3 separate regions of the Homo sapiens genome follow, and regions 2 and 3 are each linked to region 1. A link is a contact called in ENCODE Hi-C or POLR2A ChIA-PET data. All regions are on one chromosome and are shown on one strand. The core of a region is the stretch at or near the end of the contact, and the rest is flanking DNA. Distances in the headings are between cores, read along the strand shown. Region 1 holds the start of WNK3 (WNK lysine deficient protein kinase 3). Region 2 holds the start of FGD1 (FYVE, RhoGEF and PH domain containing 1). Region 3 holds the start of FAM120C (family with sequence similarity 120 member C).

Region 1 (3,577 bases), core at 806-3,305:
CTCTTTCCAATATCAAAGCAGAATAAAAGAAAAACAGCATGGGAATGTTCTCAAGTTTGCAACATTTCCAAGAAAACTAAATATATATCAGTAAAATGTGTAAAAAATAATCACAAAAGATTAAAATCCATAACCGTTAATCTTGACCCAGAACAGAATGAGACCAGGACAAGACATCCTTATCAGAAGATAAGTATTCAGAGAACAAAATGTTCACGTAATCTGTTGTAATTTAAACTCACACCAAAAAGCGAGTGCCAATTTTCAAAGATAAATTCGTAATGACCAAAAAAAATGTACAATTATTTTAGTTCAAAGTCAGCTTTAGTGGATTTTTTAAGACAGAGTCTCGCTCTGTCGCCCAGGCTAGAGTGCAGTGGCACAATCTTGGCTAGCTGCAACCTCTGCCTCCCAGGTTCAAGAGATTCTTCTGCCTCAGCCTCCCAAGTAGCTGGGATTACAGGCACGCTCCACCACGCCCGGCTAAGCTTTAGTGCATTTTTGCTATCCTTTAATGCAAGGTATCTTTCCCTTGAGCTGTCGAGTTTAAACAATTTTTAAACTCATCAATCCAAAGGATAGAGACCGTCTTAAAAGACACCCGCTGCTCTGTCACATACTAAGACCTCTTCAAAAGTTCTCTTGGTATTACAACTTACTATAGATGAAAAACAGATAACGGTATCTCCAAAAATTGGATACAATCACTACTATGCAGAAGATTTTCACAACTCAAAAGCTGTTTTATTCATATAATTGTCTCAATCAACAGTAACTCTTAAGAAAAAATAGCCATACTATTCGCATCTGTTTTGAGGGTTCAGTCTCATTTTAACAGTCTCTCAACCCCCAAGATACGGAGATACTCACGTGCAGGATTTCCACCCCCACCCCATTATATAAATGTTTCACCACTTTTAACTAGTCAAACAAAACCTCTTTCAGTACAGTGAAGCCACCTCACCACTTTCATCCTCACCTATCATACCATCTCCTCCCCATCCCCAACCTGTCAGTCACACAACACACACCACCCCTTCCCAAATAACACCTCAGAATCTCCTTGAGCCTAACACATTTACACAAGCCAGCAATATTTCTCACCCCATCCTGTCCCTCACACATCAGCTGAACCTCTGAAATAAATCTACTCTTTCCTTCATCCTATTCCCATCAATACAACTGAACTTCCCACACCCGAAGCGATCTTCCCTTTCAGTAGCTTCAATCTCACTTAAGTGATCACTCAGTCCTTTGTCAACCGTCTCCTGTCCCCCTCCTGTATCCTCCTCACCTTCCCCGTCCCCTGGTCTTCCATCAGCTCCCAAAGTTGTCACCCCTCAACAACAACCAAAAAAAAAATCAAAAACAAAAAAGAAAACAAAACAAAAAACGCACCTCAGCCTCAAACCTGCCCTTCCCCACTTTCCCCCTGTTCATTTTCCTCTCCGCCTATTCAGCAGTTTCGACAGCCCCTTAGCCCGGAGCCCGGCCTCGTCCGGTACCGACTGGTGAAGGCACTCACCCTGCTTCGGTCAAGCCGCCCCCCGCTAGGGCGCTTACTCCTAACAGACTCTTGGCCGCCGCTGCCTCCCTCCATTCATCCCTGGCCCATTCATCTCTCAGCCCGATCCCAGACACGCCCCCCGGCCTCCTCCCTCTCTCCTAGCGCCCCGGCCGGCCCGGGACCCTCACCAGATTAGAGGCTCTCGCAAAGGAAGACTCTCTTACTCTTTTCGCTTCTCCCTCGCCCTCTCTCGAGCCTCCTCTCGCCCCACGACGAGCCACACCGTAGAATAGACACATACACACACACCGCCTCCTCCTCGATCGCCTCCTCCGATGCTTCTTACTCCTCTCCTCGATGTCTCGAGCTCCGCTCCGCGTCGTGTGCGCTTGCGCGCGCGAGCGTCTCCCCGCGAGCCCACCGGGCCAGCTACGGCCGGTAGGTAAAGAGCGGGCGGAGAGAGGGGAGCGGGGTACGAGCCCAAGCTCGCGCTCGGCCCGGAGCTGAGCAGACGCACGCGTACTCCAGCCAGGGAATTCGGACGGGTAGGAGAGAGGGGCGGAGGGGGGGCGGGGAAGGGAGGGGAGAACAGAAGAGGGGGAGGGGCGGAGAAAGCCAACGGAGCAGCCCCAACTCGGAACCGCCCCTATCGCAGCGAGGTGCCGAGTGGCCAGCCAACTAGAGTGCGCGCACGCCTCCCGCCCCCCTCGGCGCCGCGGGAGAGAGGGATGCGCGTCGAGGAGAAAGGCTTCTCCCCATTCCAAAGAGAAAATCTCTTAGAGGAAGCACGCGCGACATCTCCTGTGTGTTCCGAAGCGCTCTCGCTCTCTCTCAGCTGCTCTACCCTCTCCCCTCAGAGAAGAAGAAGAAGAAGAAAAGTCCAAGCACACACTACTTCCTAGCCCCCCACTGCCCACCCTTGGGTCTCCGCGAGCCTCTGAATGCTGTAGCGCCGCTGTTAGGAGGTGGTACCCGCCGGCACCTTTTCGCCCGCCACCCCTGACTCCCTTTTTCCAACTCCCGGGATTTCTCGCGAGACCCATACCTGCCGGCTTTGGGATTAGAAGTCGAAGCACCGATTTACAAATACTGGCCTCCCAGTTACGTTGCGGGGGCAACAGCCACGGCATGTCTCCCCCGCCCCCCAGGACCGCAGTGCGCGCGCGCGGGGGCTGGGAAACGACCAAAGCAGGGATGGGAAAGGGAAGCTATGAAACTGATTTTTGACGGCATGTAACCGCTAGGCCTGGGCACGTGCCCTGCGCCTCGCAGACGGGTGCGATGTACCCTGGGAATTGTAGTTTTTCTTCCCACCTATGGTCCGACTCCCACCCTCAGTTTTACTTAGGCCTCTGACCGGGAGGGGGATTTCCGACGCCATTTTGCCGGGAACAATGGCCCTCGGCCCTGATGGTGGCAGGTGGGGGAGGGAGCAATGGTTTTAAGGGTTCGGTGAACCTCCTCGGCCCCTTGGTGCCATAGCAACCCCTTCAGAGACCTGGTCCCGCCCCCTCGCCGCCGCCAGGCTTCTAGAGCGCGCGCATGCGGAAAGGCTGCCTCCCACTGAGACTGGCTCTCTGTGTCTCCCACCGGCCACCTCCTTGAAAAACTCCCAGATCCTCTAGCTGGTAGTGAATGCTGCCTCCTTCGAGCTTTCGGTACATGTTAGCCTCGGCGCAGCGGCTTCAAACTGCTTCCTGTGCTATGCCAGAAGCAGTATAGAATTGTTTCCGTCATTCTCCCATGAATAATCCCGGCCCGACAGAGGAGGAAATTGAGGCTCAGGAGGGGAAATGGACATGAATTGCTCAACTTCATACTATTTGTGGAGTTAGAACTTGAACCCAGGTGTGCTCACTCCAGAGCCGAGGCATTTTTCAATCTCCCGGGAGTCATCTGGTGGCGCAGCTAAAGGGCAGGGCATTCTTTTCGAATGCCCCTCAAGCTAGGAGGCTGTGTGGGAAATATCTGACTAATGCTTTCAGCCCTCCAGCCTCGGCCCTATCACTGAGTTATCCCTTCTCCACTACCTATTTTTCTTTTCCTGCTGTAGGCCTCAGAAATCTCAGT
Region 2 (3,269 bases), core at 714-3,213, 140 kb after region 1:
CTCCTCTAGCCTGACTCCCAAGGCCCACCTCTTCCACCTTTCTCTCTCAGCACCTTCTACTCCTTCCTTCCCTTGTTCTCCCGCCACACACACCTGGCAAAATCTCAACCTTGGATCAATCCACCGTCTTTCTTTTTTTTTTTTTTTTTTTTTTTTTCCGCTCATACTCCAGGGCTGCTGAATAGTACAGGAGAAAATCACATAAGCAGAAGGCTTGGCATTACTTTCATGGTCTCCAGCCTCAGTTTGGGGAAGCAGAAAGACCACAGACTTTGGACACAAACAGATCTGGTTTGAATCGTGGCTCCATACTAGCTGTGTGACCTTGGGCAAGTTGCTTAACTTCTCTGAGCTTCAGTTTCCTTCCCTACAAAATGGGACTAATGGTATCTACTTCATGAGGGTTCCTGAAGCTGAAATGAAAATCCATGTAAAGCACCCAGTCCAGTGCCTGGTACAATGTAGGCGCTTGGCAAATGTAAGGCTCCTTTTTTTCTTCTGTTCTCCAAACGAAACCCTGGTTTCCCCAACCAAATATCCAAGGATTGCTGCCTTGCAATCCTCCCTCTTTTTCTCGCGAGTGCTCCCTCTCCCATTAGCCTCAGCAGACAGAGGAGAAGGGGGTTGGAGAGGTTGAGGGGCACAAGGGACAGAGAGAGGAGATGGGGACAGAGGTTGAAAGGACTGGACATAAGGCCAAGGGACGTGGGGAGGAGGAGGGGTTTGAGGGAACCCAAAGGGCCGAGGTAAGCGAGCCTGTTCCGAGGTGGGGCTTAGAGGGCTCGAGAACAAGAACCCGCTCCCAGTACCAGGCCCGTGGCCCGGGCTCCCATGCTCTCTCAGTCGCTCACTCACCAGGCCGAGGCTGCGAGCCCTCCAGGTGGTAAGAGAAGCGCAGGGCCCGGTGGTGCTGTGGACTGGGACCGCAGGGCAAGACCCGGTGGCCTGGAGCAGCGCCCAGGCTGGTGTCCGAGGGTCCGACAAACTGGGGATCCAGTGGGCCGCCAAGAGCCGAACCTGAGCCCCTGCGCGCCAGCAGTCCGGGTTCCGAGGCTCCAGGGTCCGAGTCGGCACAGGCCGGCGGAGCGGCGCCCGGCGGGTTCGTGGCCGGGTGTTCGGGCTCCGAAGGCCCGGCGCCCCCCGGGGCTCGGTGGCCATGCATGGTCCGGGCCTGGGCGCGGGGCCCGAGCTCCCCGCTTGGCTCCAGCTCCTGGGGCGGAGGCGCGGGCGGAGGAGGCCCGGCGCCCGGCGGAGCAGCGGCCTCAGGATCGGGGGGCGGGACTGCGGGCTCAGCCCCACTGCAGAGACTCAAGCCCCCAGCCCGGGCCCGGGCCAGCAGCCGTGGCAGCGGTGGCAGTAGCAGCAGCAGCAGCCGCGGCCACCGCCGCTGCCGTGCCAGGCATCGCCGGCCCCGGCCCCGGCCCCGCGCGGGGAGTGGGCTCGGCGGGGCCGGGGGCCCGCTGGGGAGCGCTGTCTATGCGGCTGCGGTTGGGCGAGGGTTGGAGGGCTACGCTCGGCGGGGACTCTCCGGTGGACGGCGAGCCACTTCCGTGGCCCCGGGGCGAGAAGTCGGTCGGATCCAAGTGCGGGGTCTCTTCTTTCTCCCCGAATGGGAATAGATCTGGGCTCTCCTGGCTGGTTGGGAAGCGTTCTTCCTCCCGCCGCAGCCGAGGCCGGGGGCGGAGGAGAGGGGAGGGGAGAGGAGGGGAGGGAAGAGAGAACGGCGGTGGCCGGGGGCGCGCGTGTGCGCTGCGCTTGGGCTGCGGGGCTCGCCTTCAGCCAGTAGTCCCAGACGATGCTCCAGCCGCGGGGGCAGGAGAACGGCCTGGGCCGGGCTCCACCGTCCTCCCCAGCTTCAGCCTGGGTCTCGGCGGCGGCGGGCGGGAAGGAGCCCTGGGAAGGGGGGTGGGGAGGCGGGAGCCTCGCAGAGGCAGCCGCAGCCACAGCGGCACTGGGACCCAGTTACCGGGGCCCCGCCCCCTCGCCCGGGATTTGCGCCTGACCACGCCCCCTCGCTCGGGGCCGCCTCACTTCTCGCTGCTACCGCTCTCAAGGCCCTCCTGCCCCTTAAAAAATTCCCCCTCAGCCTGCTTTCCCCACAGGCAAGTCTCCGGGCTCAACCCCCTCCCCCCATATCTGCCCTTCCATCCCATCTCAGGTCTTCCCCCCTCTGCTTGCCGTTCACTCTCTTTTCCAAAACCCTTTCTTCATGTTCCTGAGTGTTCCTAGGGCTTGGCTCATAGAGGACCTGTCTCTGATTCTCCTTCACTTTGCTCAGACCAGATATCTTGGTCCCTTACTTAGTCACTTTCTTAAATACCCTCAGTTCCCTGATTTGTCGCATCCGCCTGGCAACATCCCAGTCTTGAATCGGTCCAACTGTCCGCCTTTTCCATGCCTGCGCCCAGGCAGCTAAACATTGCTGGGGAAAACTATTCAACTTCACAGATTTGTGCCACTATAAACCCATGGTTCCCAGCTTCTACCAGGCCCTCAGTTTTGACCCACAACCCTACTAGTCAGCTCTCCCTCTGTTCTCCACAGTGACCATTTCAAACCTTCTCCTTTCCCCTCAAACCCCAAGTGCTCCATCTGCCCTGTAACCCTCAGCAAATAACCTGACCTGCTGCAGAGAGTAAACAGAGCCACCGTAGAGGAAGCTCTTGACTTTTTGCTACGAAGCCTAGGAATTTGTCCTTGCTCCTTCCCAACAGCATCTAAACATAGACCTCTTCCATCTAAAAACAAATAAACAATTACCAAGAATTCTGCCTCTCCAACCACCTCCTTCTCTTCTCTTCTACAAACTTCTCAAAAGAGTTGCCTACACCCAACTGTCTTCATTTTCCCACCTCCCACTTATCTTTCAACCCACTCCAATCTGCCTCCACTACTTGCTTGAAACTGCTCTCTCTCATCAGGGTCTGCCATGAAACATCTCACTAAATCCCATAGAATCTTTTCTTTTTTTTTTTTTTTGAGACAAGAGTCTCACTCTGTCGCCCAGGCTGGAATGCAGCGGCACGATCTCGGCTCACTACAATCTCCGCCTCCTGGGTTCAAGCGATTCTTCTGCCTCAGCCTCCCGAGTAGCTACGCCCAGCTATTTTTTTGTATTTTTAGTAGAGACGGGGTTTCACCATACTGGCCAGGCTTGTCTCGAACTTCTAACCTTGTAATTCGCCGGCCTCTGTCTCCCAAAGTGCTGGGATTACAGGCGTCAGCCACCGCGCCCAGCCCCCATAGAATCTTTTCAGAGGTTATCCTAC
Region 3 (3,420 bases), core at 494-2,993, 170 kb before region 1:
CATATGCAGTGACCCAACTACATGCAGATTGGACTTAACTGCCTATGGGGCCTTGCACACTTAATATTCCTTTTTGCTTCTGCTCATTTTCTTCCTCCCACTTAAAGCAGCCTCCTCCCAAGCTTGTGACTCATTCAAATCCAATCCACCTTTGAAGACCCAGGTGAGGTCCGACTTCTTCAGGGAAGCCTCCCCTGACCACTTTAGTCCAAAGATATCCCACCACTCCCACATACAGAAAACAGGAACTGTACTTACTGTCTGGACCATAAGGCATAATCACATACACATTGCTATAATTAAATGTTTCATGTGTATACATTTAACTTTCCAAGGGCATGAGCAGTGTCTCACATGTCTTTAAAACCCTTACACTCAGTGAGTTAATACTTGCTGAACAGTGACTGAATCAGTGGGTTTTTATGTGTTTAGGCTAAGGCAGGAGGAAGAAGATGCATGTTGAAATGAAAAAGGCTGAATGGACACAGATGGGTAAAAAAGCAGCAGTGGGTGAAGACGGAAAAACAATGTAGAAGAAAGGTGTTCAGTTCACACCTGCTTAAGTGATTTACTGCGAGGTTGGAAAGAGATACAGGAGAGAGATGTCAACTGGCAAAAGCAGGGTAAAGGCATTTCAGTTTGAGGCAGAAGACACCAGGAGAAAGATGAGGCTACAAAAGAAATTCTGACTAGATTCTGCTGAAACCTAGTGGTAGGCCAATTGGATAAGGGAAGCTAAAGGGAGCTACTGGGATGACATGAGTAGAGATATGGCCATGTAGGTGAGTGAATCCGTAGGGGGTGGTATGAAGGGGGAGGTAAATGGATAAAATGGTAGAGGGTAGTTAGGCAGGTAGGTTAGCTGTTGGGCGGGTAGGTGGGTGGGTAGATGGGAGGTAGGGTAGTGGGTAAGTGGGTAGGTGGTTAGGTATTTAGTTGGGAGGGAATAGGTGTGGGGCTTATTATTTAAGATCCGGCCCCTCCCTCACCTTGACCCGGAAGCGGATGAGTGCTAGCCTCACGCAGTGGCTCAGGCAGGCCGGTGGCAGGAACCAGGCCCGCGGTGGAGGGGTGCCCTTGTTGCCCACGTGTCCCACGATCAGTTGCGCTGTCTGCCGCTCGGCCTGGCACCGACGGCCCCACTCGGCCAGCCGGTCCTTGCCCAGGCCCCCCGGGAACATGACCACGAGCTCCAGGCCGTCGCCGCCAGGATAGGCACAAGCCTGGCACAGCGCTGACAAGTAGCCCAGCATGGCGTTCCATTGGCCGCCACACACCCAATCCGTCTGGTAGCCGCCATAGAGCCGCGGCAGCGCCGAGCCGGCGTCCACCAGCACCCGGGCCCCGGGCAGCTGAGGGGGCGGCGGCGGCGGCAGCGGAGGGTGCAGCCCGGGCTGCGCTTGGCCATGATGGTGGAAGTGGTGAGCGGGGTGATGGTGCCGAGTCGGCCCCGCGCCCCCGGAGTAGGCACCCAAGGCAGCGGGCGGAAGCGGCGGTTGCAGAGGCACGGAGCCCCTGGCGGCGCGTGGAGCCCCGGGCGCTAGGGCTGCAGTCGGCGGCAGCTGGCGGTGCAAGTGCTGCTGCTGCTGCTGGCGCGAGACCGTGCGCGCGAGTTTTAGGAGGTCCACGGGCACCACGGCCCCGGGACAGCGCTTCTCCAGGAACTCTTGGAAGCCCTGGACACCCATGCTTCGTCGGTGGGCAGACGCGATAGCGGCTGCGCAAGCAGGATAGGCGACGATCTGGGCGCGAAGCTGGGGGCGGGCGCGTGCGCACTCCGCGGGGGGCGAGGGGGGGCGGGAAAAGGATTCCCGAGGGGAGGGGTGAGGAAGCGAGGGAATGAGGGCGGGGAGGGGAGGAGACCACAAATTGGATTTGGGTAGAGAGAAGGGGAGGGGCAGACCGGACCCGGGAGAGGCTGGGAGGATAAAAGCGAGGATGGGCTCTAGTCACTTCTCTTTTTTCTCCTTTCCGGCCGCTCTTCTTCCCGCTTTAGAAGGGGTGAAGCCTCTTTCTTCCACCTCCGGGAGCCATGTTGCCTCGTCTTCTCGGTGGTACACGCTTTCTAGCTGGAGGAAGGGGAGCGAGGAGGGGCGGGGCGGGGCGGGGAGAGGGGCATCTTGGTAGTTGTAGTCTTCTCTATGGCCTTAGGATATAGTCGAGGAACCAGACTACCACCCTTCTCAGCCCTTGTGCTCACAGGGTCACAGGAAGCGGGGCGTGATGATGAGTGTTTAGGAGTTGCACTCCAACTCCTTGCATCTCACTGAGTTGCTTAGGTTATTTACTGCTTTTTCCTGGAAAAAGAGTTTTGGGGGATGGATTGATGCATCATGGGAATGGAAGTTAGAGTGGATTGACTGAATTCAGCTAAAGTGAGCTAAAACTCCCCAGGAGGGAGGATTTTCCCCTTAGTGGAAAGATAATATTTAAAGAGCTGTTGGTCCCAATTAAGAAAGACGTAACTGGTCGGGCGCGGTGGCTCACGCCTGTAATCCCTCCGAGGCGGGCAGATCACGAGGTTAGGAGATCGAGACCATCCTGGCCAACATGGTGAAACCCCGTCTCTACTAAAAATACAAAAAGTAGCCGGGCGTGGTGGCACGTGCCTGTAATCCCAGCTACTGGGGAAGCTGAGGCAGGAGAATCGCTTGAACCTGGGAGGCGGAGGTTGCAGTGAGCCAAAATCATGTCACCGTACTCCAGCCTGGTGACAGAGCCAGACTCCGTCTCAAAAATAAATAAATAAATAAAAAGAAACTTACATTATTTACTTGCCTAAGGCAATGCAGAGACAAAGTTAAATCGAATATCCTTGCCCTCAGCATCTCTTTGGGCAGGGAGATAATTACCAACACAAATTACATTACAAATTGTACCTTTTTGGTACTCCTAGATCCACTATGTCCTATGGTTAGGGCCTTTGGTTTCCAAACTTCATTGTGTTTTAGTCTGTCGGGAGCTTTTCTAAATAGCTGCAAGGGCTCTAATTTCAGATGTATGGAGTCATAATCTTTTGAAAAATGTATTTTCAACATACTGAGATGAAACAGATGCAGTGCCTGTCTTCTTTCTGGCTTTTAGGGCCGGCCCACTCTTTCAGCAGGAATAAAGCAGAAAACAAGATCTGAAATGAGTAGTAGCCAGATCTGGCTTGGAACTTACTGGAAGATGGGAGATAATGGCAGGCAGAGTTAGAATGCAGAAGTGCAGAACCCAAGAGTGATCGGGATGAATGAGATAGGGGAATACTCTATTAGGATGCAAAAGCAAAAAAGCTTCAAGCTACATAAAAGAAATTATAAAATAGTGGAGATGGAACAAGCCAGATTGTCAAAGAATAAGTAGATGGCAAGGCAGTGTACATAGTTAACTCTTGAAAGCAAGCAGTGAAAGGAGAGAGCAGTGGCTTGAAGGGAT

Evidence for each region. A loop is a pair of places that touch in the nucleus more often than their neighbours do. ChIA-PET counts read pairs that join two places held with the same protein, here RNA polymerase II (POLR2A). Pooled maps may share reads with other maps.
Region 2: a loop to region 1 is called in a map of sigmoid colon, with 4 times the contacts of the local background. The contact joins the promoter of FGD1 here to the promoter of WNK3 in region 1. A Hi-C loop is called at or near these places in 2 of 168 maps with a recorded cell type or tissue (ascending aorta and sigmoid colon) and 9 of 50 pooled maps. POLR2A ChIA-PET finds 5 or more read pairs at or near these places in 1 of 52 experiments (WTC11).
Region 3: a map of dorsolateral prefrontal cortex shows a loop between it and region 1 (5-fold over the local background). The contact joins the promoter of FAM120C here to the promoter of WNK3 in region 1. A Hi-C loop is called at or near these places in 11 of 168 maps with a recorded cell type or tissue (A673, CD4-positive, alpha-beta T cell, CD4-positive, alpha-beta memory T cell and 8 more), 3 of 37 single-sample maps with no recorded cell type and 24 of 50 pooled maps. POLR2A ChIA-PET finds 5 or more read pairs at or near these places in 5 of 52 experiments (A549, HEK293T, WTC11 and 1 more).

The regions. Positions count from the first base shown.
Region 1 is chrX:54,355,991-54,359,567 of GRCh38, forward strand. It overlaps WNK3 (WNK lysine deficient protein kinase 3), which reads right to left and starts at 2,056. Exons shown (of 24, transcript NM_020922.5): 1 at 1,696-2,056.
Region 2 is chrX:54,494,271-54,497,539 of GRCh38, forward strand. It overlaps FGD1 (FYVE, RhoGEF and PH domain containing 1), which reads right to left and starts at 1,964. Exons shown (of 18, transcript NM_004463.3): 1 at 856-1,964. The coding sequence starts at 1,162. RefSeq lists a silencer at 2,027-2,076.
Region 3 is chrX:54,181,511-54,184,930 of GRCh38, forward strand. FAM120C (family with sequence similarity 120 member C) reads right to left here and starts at 1,744. Exons shown (of 16, transcript NM_017848.6): 1 at 990-1,744. The coding sequence starts at 1,688. RefSeq lists silencers at 1,237-1,286, 1,297-1,506, 2,077-2,176.